2 separate regions of the Homo sapiens genome follow, and region 2 is linked to region 1. A link is a contact called in ENCODE Hi-C or POLR2A ChIA-PET data. All regions are on one chromosome and are shown on one strand. Each heading gives the region's core, a stretch centred on a gene start or an enhancer-like site at or near the end of the contact. The rest is flanking DNA. Distances are from core to core; before and after follow the strand shown. Region 1 holds the start of ERFL (ETS repressor factor like). Region 2 overlaps GRIK5 (glutamate ionotropic receptor kainate type subunit 5).

Evidence for each region. Hi-C counts contacts between places; a loop is a spot of excess contacts on that map. ChIA-PET counts read pairs that join two places held with the same protein, here RNA polymerase II (POLR2A). Pooled maps may share reads with other maps.
Region 2: a loop to region 1 is called in a pooled map, with 2.1 times the contacts of the local background. The contact joins the enhancer-like site here to the promoter of ERFL in region 1. A Hi-C loop is called at or near these places in 3 of 50 pooled maps. POLR2A ChIA-PET finds 5 or more read pairs at or near these places in 3 of 52 experiments (BJ, WTC11 and activated B cell).

Annotation. Positions count from the first base shown.
Region 1 is chr19:41,925,140-41,930,718 of GRCh38, reverse strand. ERFL (ETS repressor factor like) reads left to right here and starts at 2,270. Exons shown (of 6, transcript NM_001365103.2): 1 at 2,270-2,679. It also overlaps a transcript of ARHGEF1 not described here. RefSeq lists an enhancer at 1,373-1,873 and a silencer at 2,145-2,324.
Region 2 is chr19:42,021,774-42,027,352 of GRCh38, reverse strand. GRIK5 (glutamate ionotropic receptor kainate type subunit 5) reads left to right here. Exons shown (of 20, transcript NM_002088.5): 13 at 4,999-5,112; 14 at 5,297-5,406. Among named protein-coding and RNA genes, the nearest start is that of ATP1A3, 30 kb to the right of the region's middle. Within about 2 kb of position 2,625, at least 6 of the 41 ENCODE cell types and tissues checked have a DNase peak (open chromatin) inside an H3K27ac peak, as active enhancers do.

The DNA of each region.
Region 1 (5,579 bases), core at 1,021-3,520:
AATGCATTCCAGTTGGTGTACTTGAAGCCTTAATGGTGTCCCAGCTCTCTTGAAGGGTGTAGCCAAGGAGTCATATCTACCCAGAGGGTGTCACCTTTCTCCCAAAGGGTGTCCTGTGTGGGAGGAGTCCTGCCTTCCAGAGGGTGTTCCGGAACCTCCTCCTTGGCTTTCAGAGCCAAGAGGGGGCTCTGTAGTGTGCTGGGTGTAGAGGGGGAATGCTCTCTGTAGTGTGCTGGGTGTTACAGATAAACTCAGAGATAGACACAGATACACATACACAGACCTGCCATCTACACACGCAGCACACACGTGCATACCGTAATACAGGAAGTGGGAACACACGACCCGTACATGGAGACATTCAGGCACACGCACAGAAACATATGCACAAACACTGTAGCTGGTGACCTGTGTTCAAGTAGGCTGTGGACAGTCCCGGGGCTGTTATGGACACCCAGAGAACCATGGCTCTGGGGGAAAGGGTCGTAAATGGAGCCCAGTGAAGCCTGTTGGCTCCTTGAAAGAATGTTCCCTTTCAGACAAGTGAAGGTACAGACAAGTGAAGGAATTCTTGTTATCTGGCAAAATTCTTAATATTTTTAATGAGATTATTCGGAAGCAGCAAGCTCACAGCAAATGCGTGTTTACTTGGTACTTGGTGCAGTACCAGCTGTGCTCCATGCGCCCTGCGGTTTAACCTTCCCAACCACTCTAGGAGGGAGGTCATTATTGTCCCATTTTGCAGATGAGGAAACTTGAGGCTCGGGGATGTTTAGCGACTTGCCTGAGTGAGTGGTGAGCGGGAGTGAGGCTGAACCTTCTCTGTCAGGCAGGGCTGAAGTTCTCTTCTAGCCTCTCAGCACCTCGGTCTCAGCACCTGGGCGCTGGTGGGGTTGGTGAGATCCGACAGAGCTGTCCTGGCCCCTGAATATCCACCTGGGGACTGCTGTCTTGCCGTGAGACCTATTTTCCCCTCTAGGGGTAGAAGCCTCCAGGGGCTGCCCAGGTGAGAGCTGCCTTTCCCCAGAGAAGGTGGTGTGGGACTTGGCGGGGCGGAGCCTGACCTGGGAATGGGAGAGAAAAGTCGGGGGTGGTGGGTTGGGGAGTGGAAGCGGGAGAGAGGGCAGGGTGAGGGGCAAGGGGCGAGGGGCAAGGGGCAAGGGAGGGAATAGGAGGGTAGACAGTGAGGGTGAGGGTCAGGTTGGGCCAGGAGGTCCGGCCGGCCGGGAGCTGAACTGTGGGTCTGACCCGCCCTGAGGCTGGTCGATATTGACTTGTTATTTCAATGGGAGCAGATCTGGCTGGGCAGGGCCCTTTCCTGTCACTGTAGGTGTGCGTGTGTGTGCCTGTGACCTTGTGGGAGTGTGAAGGGGAGTGTCAGTGTGCCAGCCCTGGGTTCTGCCTATGTGTTAGTGAGGGCTTGTGTGTCCAGGCTGTGTGTTGGGAGTGGAGTGTGGCTGTGTGTGCATCTGGTTGTCTTTGTGTCCAGTTTGTGGGTCAGTGGATCAGGGAGTGGCTGTGGGTTGGGGAAGGTGTGGTGTGCAGGCTGTGTTTGTGCATATGTTTCTCTGTGTGTGCCTGAATGTCTCCGTGTACCGGTTGTGTTTCCACTTCCTGTATTACGGTCCGCATGTGTGTGCTGCGTGTATAGATGGCAGGTCTGTGTGTGTGTGTCTGTGTCTGTCTCTCTGTAGGGTTGTGTGTCCCTGAGTGTGTGTTTGCACTGTCTTACTGTATCCATATGTCCCTCTGTCCGTGTATCTCCTATCCAGGCTGCGTGTGTGCGGGTCCGTGTTCCAGTCCCGGTCCAGGCTTGCGTGTCCAGCAGGGGTCCTGGACGCATCGTCGCCACCTCCACCTCGCGCCTGTCCGTTTGTCCGCGCGTCCACTTAGGGAGGAGCGGGGCGGAGGAGAAGGGAAGGGGAGAGGAGGGGGGTCTCTCCACCTCTCCACCCACCCCCGCCCCACCCCCACTCCCTCAGTCCCGGGATCGAACCTTATTTAGAGTCGCGATTCGACATCTGTTTTCAAATTTGATCAGCTCTGAACTTTATTTTCCGAGTTTGAGGAAAATTATATTCCATCGATCGCGCCCCCGCCCCCTCCCCCGCGCCGCCGCCGCCGCCTCCATATATCTGCGAGCCGAGCCCGGCCGGGCGGCCGCGAGGGCGGGAGGCGCGCGGCGCGCAGAGGAGTGGAGGGAGGAGGAGGAGAACGAGGAGGAGGAGGAGCAGGAGGAAGAGGAGGAAGAGGAGAAGGCGCAGGAGGCAGGGCCGCCCCGCGCCCCCAGCCGGCCAGGCTGTCCCCGGCGCGCGCCCGCCCGCGCTCGCTGTGCTGAGCTCCAGCCCGGAGCTCCGTCCTCAGCTCTCCCCGTCTCTGCTCTCTTTGCGCGTCTATCTCGCTGTCTCTCTCCCTCTCTGCATCTCCCCGTCTCTGCTCGTCTCCCCGTCTCTGTCTCCTTGGCTGTCTCTCCGTCTCTGAGTCTCTCCTGTCCCGGCGTCTCAGAGACTCCCTCTCCTCGTCCTCTGGGTCTCTGCCTCCCCGGGGCTCCGGGCATCTCCCCCCACCCCGCCCCTCGCCCCGGTGCCCCCTCCCCAGGACGCCGCGGGGGCCATGGCTGCGGGATCCGAACTTTAAACACTTCTCCCCGGACCGGAGCGGATGCGAAAAGCCCAGAAAGTGAGTGAGCGCCGCGGCCGGCGCAGGGGCGGGGAGGGGGCGGGGATTCCCGCCCCAGGAGGGGGCGGGCGCGGGGGTGGTCCCGGGAGGCCTGAGAAGCTGGGCCTCCGAGCCGGTGGAGGGGTAGGCGGATGGGGTCATCCGCCCCGGCTGTAAGGGGCAGGTGGGGCAGCGCCCAACTCTGGGAAGGTGGGAGGCGGGTAGCGCTAGAGGTGCGGCCTCGGGACAGGGGTGCGAGATTTGGGGGCGGGGAGGGAGAGCGAGTGAGAGCCACGGAGATGGGGTCTGCAAGAGACTGGACTGAAAATCTGGGAACGGGGGTTGGTGGCCGACCTGAAGGTGGATTTGGATGTTTGGGGCTGAGGAGTCTGGATATTTGGGGCTAGATTCTGAGTGGGGTTTAGAGGTCAGGGCTGAGGGCTTGCATATTTGGGACCTAGGGGCTCAAAGCCAAGAGACTGGACACTTGGGGCGGAAGATCTAGATATCTGAGGTTGGGAGCTGACTGGGGCTGGGAGTCAGGACTGGGGGTGTGGATATCTGGGACTGGGGATCAGCATAGGAGTTTGGACTTGAGGGGGCCAGAAGTCTGGATTTGGAGTTGGAGTTCAAAGCTAAGGGTCTGCGAATTTGGATCTGGATATCTGGGGTCTGGATATTTGGTATGAGGGGTCACAGGGTCTGTGGGAAGGACATTTGGGCCAATTCTGGGGTCTGCACACTTCGGGGCAAGGAGTACAGGCCTGGCCCTGACCTTCGTGGGGCCGGGGCCCTCTGGGACACCCTTTCTATCATTCCACCACTGTCGCAGGGCCCTGCTGGGCCACTTCTGTTATCTCTCCCCTGGCTGGGTCTCTCCTCACTGTCTCTCTGTCTCTGTCTCTCACAGCATCTCTGTGTCCACCTCTAACTCTCCCAGGATCTGTCTCTCTATCTCTGTCTCTCACAGCATCTCTCTCTTCCTTTTTGGGTCCAACTCTTAAGACTATCTCTCTCTAAATCTCTGTGCTTATCTCTCCCTGTGTCTCTTCCTTTCTCGGCATCTATCTCTCTCTCTTCCTTTCTCGGCATCTCTTTCTATCTCTCTCTCTCTGCCTCTTTCTGTCTCTTACTGTCTCTCTGTCTCTGTCTCTCCCAGCATCTCTGTCTCTGTCTCCCCCTCGCTGGTTTCCGCTCAGATTAAGCCGGGGACCTAATTCCAGGCCCAGGATCGAATTTTCTGGCAACAAAGGGAAATAGCGAATCGATCGGTCGCTCTGGAGATTAAGAGACAAGCGGCGCGCGGATCTATCACGGCTAAACGGCCCCCCCGCCCGCTCCCCCCTCCCGGCCGGCCGCCGCGGCCCAGACGCGCTCCGCATCGCCAAGCAGCCTCAGGGGCCCTGGCTGCCCGGCAGGCCAGCAGGCCAGGCCTCGCCTAGCCCAGAGCTAACTCTGTGCCCCACCCAGGGCCAGAGCCACGGGAGGGACCCGAGAGCCAGAACTGGCTCCCCAGGGAGGGGAGGACAGGGGAGCGAGAGAAATCGAGGTGGCAGACCATCTGGCAGAGTCACACTGCACCCACCTGTGGCCTCAGGTAACTAACCTTTCACACCTGTCTATCAATGCACCTGTCACATCCATGTTCCCCCTTCAACTCCCCAAATCTGGACTTCCAGGTAACATCTATCTCCTCATACCTGCCTGCACGCAACACCTGTCCTCCATACCTGTTCCCTTCATCTGCCCTGGAGGTAACACCTATTTCCTCTCACCTGCCCCTCCAGGTAACACTTGTCCCCCTCACACCTGCCCTTAAGATGTCTGGTCTCTCGGGGAGCATACGTCCCCTCTTACCTGCCCCTCCAGGTAATACCTGTTCTCTAAAATCTGCCCCTTCCACTGGAATCCCTGCATTTTATCTCATTTCATGTCACACTGGCCCCTTCCTACCTGTACGTGAGCCATCCCACCTGTCCCCTAAAGCTGCAAACTCACCTGTTCCTCACACATTCGTATTTCTTCACCTCTTCCTCCTCTCAAGCAGTACCGAGTCACCACACATGCACACACTCACACACACATTCCTTCTGTTGCACACAAGCACTCACACATGCAACCTGCTAACCTGTCCCCTCAGGTAAGGCCTGCCCCCACCAGTCCCCAGCCTCCTGGCCCTCACCCATCCTCCTCCGTGACAGTGTTGCACCTCCTTAACCACCCCAACACCTGCCCTTCCAGAAGAGCTGGCCACACACAGGTCACCTAAGAGCACACCTGTCGCTCACATCCCTCTCTACCTGTACCTGACTTCCAAGGTACACTGACTTCCAAGGATTCCCCCGTACCTGTCTTTCCTACTTGTCATTTCGGGTTACTCATCACAGACAACAGAAGCACCTTCCCCACCTGTGTCCTAACCCCAAGCACCACCTGATCACCAATCCACACACTAGTACCCTCCTCATGGCTTTCCCTGCCATTATGCCTTCCTCCAAGCTCTTGTCCCCTCAGAGTTTCCCGGTCCCTTGTACACTTGCTCACCTGTGTCTCACTCCTTCTTGCACTGTCTTTGCCTCTCCTGGTCTCTCACTGTCTCTCACTATACACAACATTACTTTACACACACACGTTTGGGGCAGGAGTCTGTCCTTGGCCACAGGTATCTGCGTCACCTGTATACCTGTTTTCCCACACCTGTCCCTCAGGTACTCTCTATCCACTTCTCTTCTTTCCCACATACCTAATTTCCCATGTTTCTCTCTCTCTCTTGCTGCACAAGGTCACACCAGTAACCCCCTGCACCTGCCATTCCTCACCTGTTTATCCCAGGGAATCCTCTGCCCTGGTAACACATTCAAATCATTTAATCAGCAAACAGATACCGAGGCTTCGACACCCACTATGCATACCCCCACTTA
Region 2 (5,579 bases), core at 1,376-3,875, 96 kb before region 1:
CCTAGGTCTTCTCCTGCCTTTTCTGTACTTCCTTCATGTTGCTATTCAAATAAGACCCCCCTTGCAACAGTGGGGAGCAGATCCAAAACAGCATCTCCCTCGAGTCTCTCTCTTGCTGCCTGCTTGATTTTTCATCACAGCACTTGTCACTACCTGACGTTGTATGTTTCTATTCACCGCCGTATCCCCAAAGCTAGAATTGTGCTGGGCTAGTGGAGGGCGCTATACAAATATTTGTCAGGCAGGTAAATAAATGAAAGAATGAACAAATGGAAAGGGCAGTGTGGCTGCAATGTGGGACACAGGGCAAGATGGTAGGGGATGAGGCTGTGGGGGTTGGATGGTGCGGGACGTTTTGGGGCCAGGTGTAAGACAGAGTCTCATAAGGGGAACAGGCATGGCACATAGTCTTATTGAGGTGATAGGTGTAGTTAGGGCCTCATTGGGTCGGGTGAGGCATTTGGATGACAGTTTAAGAACAAGGTGGCTGGGTGCAGTGGCTCATGTCTGTAATCCCAGCACTTTGGGAGGCTGAGGCAGGTGGATCACCTGAGGTCAGGAGTTCAAGACCAGCCTGGGCAACATGGCGAAACCCCTTCTCTACTAAAATACAAAAATTAGCTGGGCATGGTGGCATTCACCTGTAATCCCAGCTACTCGGGAGGCTGAGGCAGGATAATTGCTTGAGCCCGGGAGGTGGAGGTTGCACTGAGCCATGATTGCACCACTGCACTCCAGCCTGGGTGACAAGTGAGACTCCGTCTCCAAAAATAATGATAATAATAATAATAATAAATAGGGCCGGGTGCGGTGGCTCATGCCTGTAATCCCAGCACTTTGGGAGGCTGAGGCAGGCGGATTACCTGAGGTCAGGAGTTCGAGATTAACCTGGCCAACGTGGTGAAACCCCATCTCTACTAAAAAAATATTAGACAGGTGTGGTGGCATCTGCCTGTAGTCCCAGCTACTCGGGAGACTGAGGCAGGAGAATTGCTGAAACCCAGGAGGCAGAGGTTGAGCTACAGAGCAAGACTTGGTCTAAAAAATAATAATAATAATAAAAAGAACAAGGCGCTGTGTCTCATGCCTGTAATCCAAGCACTTTGGGAGGCTGAGGCAGGAGGATCACTTGAGCCCAGCAGTTCGAGACCAGCCTGGGGAACATAGCCAGACCCTGGTCTTTCTAAGAAATAAACAAAATTAGTCAGGCGTAGTGGCTCGCACCTGTGGTCCCAGCTACTCAGGAGGCTGAGGTGGGAGGATCACTTGAGGAGTTCAAGGCTGCAGTGACTTATGATTGCACCACTGTGTTCCAGCCTAGTTAACAAAGCAAGACACTGTCTCTAAAAAGAAAAATACAAACAAGCAGAGTCATTGCAGAATTTATTTATTTATTTTTAGTTTTAGTAGAGATGGGGTCTTGCTACATTACCCTGGCTGATCTTGAACTTTTGGCTCAAGCAATCCTCCTGACGGCCTCTCAAAGTGCTGGGTTAACAGGCATAAGCCACTGTGCCCAGCCCGTTGCAGAATCTAAGCAGGAAAATACTGTGACCAGACTGTCATATGTTGGTATCTCTGGGGCTGCAGGCTGTGTGTCCTGGGAGGCAGAGACCAGCTATTCAGTCAGAGATGGTGGCCTGGGCGGGTGTGGGCAGTGGAGGCAGAGGGCAGTGACTCCGTTCCGGAGGTGTTTAGGGGTCAAAATCAGGAGGCTTGAGGATGGATGCAGTGAGGGGTGAGGGAGAGGCTGTGTACAGGACAACCCCCATGTTTCTGTCTGGGATGGTGCTGGCTGGAAGACTGGATGTGGAGCAGTGTCAGGGAGAGGTGGAGGCTGCTGCCGCCGCCATATTGGCCAGAGGTTCAAGGACTCACTGACTCCTCCCATCAGTCAGCCCTCATTTCTTGAACTCCCTGGGATCCAGGGAGGAGTCACTCACCTGGGCCAGACCTCAGACACCCCCAGCCATGGAGCGACCAGGGCAGCAGGCAGATAAAGCCCCTAGGAGGGGAGTGGTTCCGAATCCAAGGGTCAACTGTGGCAAGAGGCTTAGTCTCTGTGCCTCAGTTTCCTCATGCGTAGAATGGTAGAAATGGAGGTCCCTCTGCATTGGGTTGCTCTGGGGACCAGTCTACTCTGGGGAAAACCCTGGGACAGTGGCTGCATGGGGTAAGTGCTGTGTGCATGCAAGCGTCTGACTGCGTGAGGTTTCATTGTGGCACCAGGGAAGAAGAGGTCTCTGCATCTGGGAGGGCCCCAGAGGAAGCAGCAACATTCCTGGGTTTCAGCGGAGGAGGATGGGACATGAGACACAGCAGATCCTGCTCTAAGCTGGCCCCTGAGCAGTGCCAGAAACACATGACATGTCCAGCTGGCCTTGCTTCTGAAACGCCTGTGGTTTAGCAGCAGAGGCAGAGAAGAGACAGATATTTTCCAAATTGAGCAAGTTGTTGAGATCAAGTGGTGTCCAGGGAGTGGGGGTCCATGAATGGCTTCCCAGAGGAGTGAAGGTGTGAGGAGCCCTGGAGGGATGGATGGGATCCAGCTCTACAGAGTGGACAGGCGCCTCAGGCGTAGCCAGAAAGAAGCTGGCACGAGAGAGAGGGGTGGCGAGTGGCCCAGGAATGCGGTGGGGGAGCCGTCGGCTGCCTGGAATGCCAGTCAGAGAGGCTGTACTCGGTCAAACCCGAGCAGGATCTGTTGGGAACCTGCTCTCTGCGGGCTCTGGGCTGCCTCACTGAGCCAGACAGGCAAGGAACCTGTATGGAGTGAAGACAGCCTATTACCAAGCACCTGAGTAAGGCCATCTCCAGTCGTGCTAAGAACAGGACAATGAGGCCAGGCGCGGTGGCTCACGCCTGTAATCCCAACACTTTGGGAGGCTGAGGTGGGCAGGTCACCTGAGGTCAGGAGTTCAAGACCAGCCTAACCAATATGGTGAAACCCCGTCTCTACAAAAAATACAAAAATCAGCCGGGCATGGTGGCATGCCCCTGTAATCCCAGCTACTCGGGAGGCTGAGGCAGGAGAATTGCTTGAACCCAGGAGGCAGAAGTTGCAGTGACCTGAGATTGCACCAGTGCACTCCAGCCTGGGTGACAGAGTGAGACTCCATCTCAAAAAAAAAAAAAAAAGGGCCAATGGGGAATGTGAGAGAGACCCTAGAGTGGGAGTGAGGTGGGGTCTGGAGGCTGCTTTGGGGAGGGCTGAAGGGGTGGGTGTGATGGGAGCCTGGAACGGGGAAGAAGAGCTTGGGGGAGAGCATGTGCAAAGGCTCTGAGGCGGGCATGAGCCTGCTGCATTGAGGAAAGAACGGGCCATCATGGCTGGAGCACAGCTGGCAAGACAGAAGATATGAGGGGAGGCTGGCAGGGCAGCTGAGCCCTAGGTCGCCAGGGCCTCTTGGCCATGAGAAGGTTTTGTCTTAAGTGCTGGGGGAAGCCATGGCAGGTTTTAAACAGGAGACTGTCCTCTTGGCTTATATGTGAGGAATGGACTGGGAGGTTATGAGTGGCGGCAGGGGGCGCCGATGAGGCGGCCAGTGCTGTAGTCAGGAGTGAGATACCAGTGGCCCAGGCCCGGGTGGTGGAGTTGTAGAGAAATGGACAGATCTGAGGAGTGTTTCGGGAGCAGAGCCCCTGTCCTTGCCCAGCCCAGCAAGAGGCAGGTGTCTGGCCCGAGGCATGGCCCCAGGAATGAGTGAGGAGAAGGCCAGTGTGGGAACAAAGGATGGGGGCCCTTAGGCTTTCAGGAGGAAGTGGGGTCTTGAGCTCCTGGCCCCAGGACTGGAGCCCACCTGAAAGGCCATTGCTTCCTCCTCTCTGAAATGAGGATGTGGCCACCATGCAGGGCCTTGCTAGGACAGACCCCCAGTGGGTGCTTAAAATAATTGGAGTCCTATATTAGCTGTGATGATTTCCACGACAATTCACGTATTAGTCATAAAAGTGGCAAGTGTACAACAAAGGGGATGGAAGCTCCCTATGCTCAACACCCAGGAATTCCCAGAGAGATTCTCCGAATCCACATTCTGGGCCCCTGCCACACTGCCGCCTCTGGATGATGCTTCAGGGCTGTGCTGTCTCACTCTGCTCCTCGGTTTTATCGAGGCTGGTGCCATCTCTCCCGTACCCGGCTTTAGCTGTTTAGCCTGCGCCATCTCCCTCTCTGCTTGGGGTCATCTTTGGGGTCTGTGTCCTTTCTCCCCGACCCTGGATTTCACAGTGGGCCTGTCTGCTCTCTCTTTGACCGTGGATTTTGTTTTCAGCCTGTGCCACCTCTCTCTACCTGGTGGTTATCATTTGTGCCTGTGCCATCTCTCACCAACCTTGGGTTTGTATCTGGGTCCTGTGCCATCTATTTCTGATTCCAGCTGAAGTTTTGGGCCTGGGCCATCCCTCCTTCATCCAGGGTTGTGCTTTGGTACCAGTGTCGTCTCCTGACCAGGATGCTGTTTGGGGCTTGTGCCCTATCTCCCTGACTATACACTGGGCCGGGGCCTGGGTTATGTCTCCACTGGCTGTGGGCACATGCTGACCTGCACCCTTCCTCCCCACCCGGGGTCATTTCTGGGCCCTGCCTCCTCTCTCCCTGCTCTGTGTTCTGTCCGGGCCTGTATTATCTCGAGTGCTGTCAGTCTCAGCCCCTTCAGGACCTTGGCTCTTTTATGGCCCTAGGGAGAAGTTGCTGCTTGAATTGGAGTTTGGGGAACCCCTCCATCCCCAGCCCTTGATGCTGGGACACAGTTGAGGCCTAGGGGACGGAGTCAGTGTGTCTGGAGACGTGAGATGATGAGGATGGACATGCGATGAGGGTCCGATTTCAGGCCCAAGGTGGGCTCCTGGAGTCAGTCCATGCTCCTGGCCCCTCCCCCTCCCTACCTCTCTCTCTCTCGCCTCCCTCAGTTGCTCACTCTCCGTGCATTTCTCTCTAACTGTCCACTTCTGTCTTCCCCTCTGTCCCCCTCCACCCCTGCCCGGCTTCCCCTCCAGCAGAAGGCAGACCTGGCTGTGGCCGCCTTCACCATCACAGCTGAGCGGGAGAAGGTCATCGACTTTTCCAAGCCCTTTATGACCCTGGGGATCAGCATCCTCTACCGAGTGCACATGGTATGGTTCCCCTGGAGACCATGGGCTGCTTGCCTGGCATGGAGGCTCAGGGCCTGCGAGTGGGAGCCAGACAGCCCCAGGACCTCAGATGGGCCGGTCAGGCTCCCAGGTCCCTGGTAGGGCAGGGGCTGGGTGTGAGGCTCAGGCCAGGGGTGTCTCCGGGTCTCACTCCCTCTCCCCACAGGGCCGCAAGCCTGGCTACTTCTCCTTCCTGGACCCCTTCTCCCCTGCTGTGTGGCTCTTCATGCTTCTTGCCTACCTGGCTGTCAGCTGCGTCCTGTTTCTGGCTGCCAGGTGAGTCCACTGCCTACTGGGAAGGAAGGGGCTGGAGGAGGCACGAGCCGAGGCCTCTGGGACCGACCTGCCTCTTCTCTCTCGGAACTGTCCTTGGCCTCCCCTTTGGGGCCTCGGATTCCCTGTGCCCTCCTTTCTCAGTTTTGTGCCCTGTGTCTGAGTCTCATTCTTCC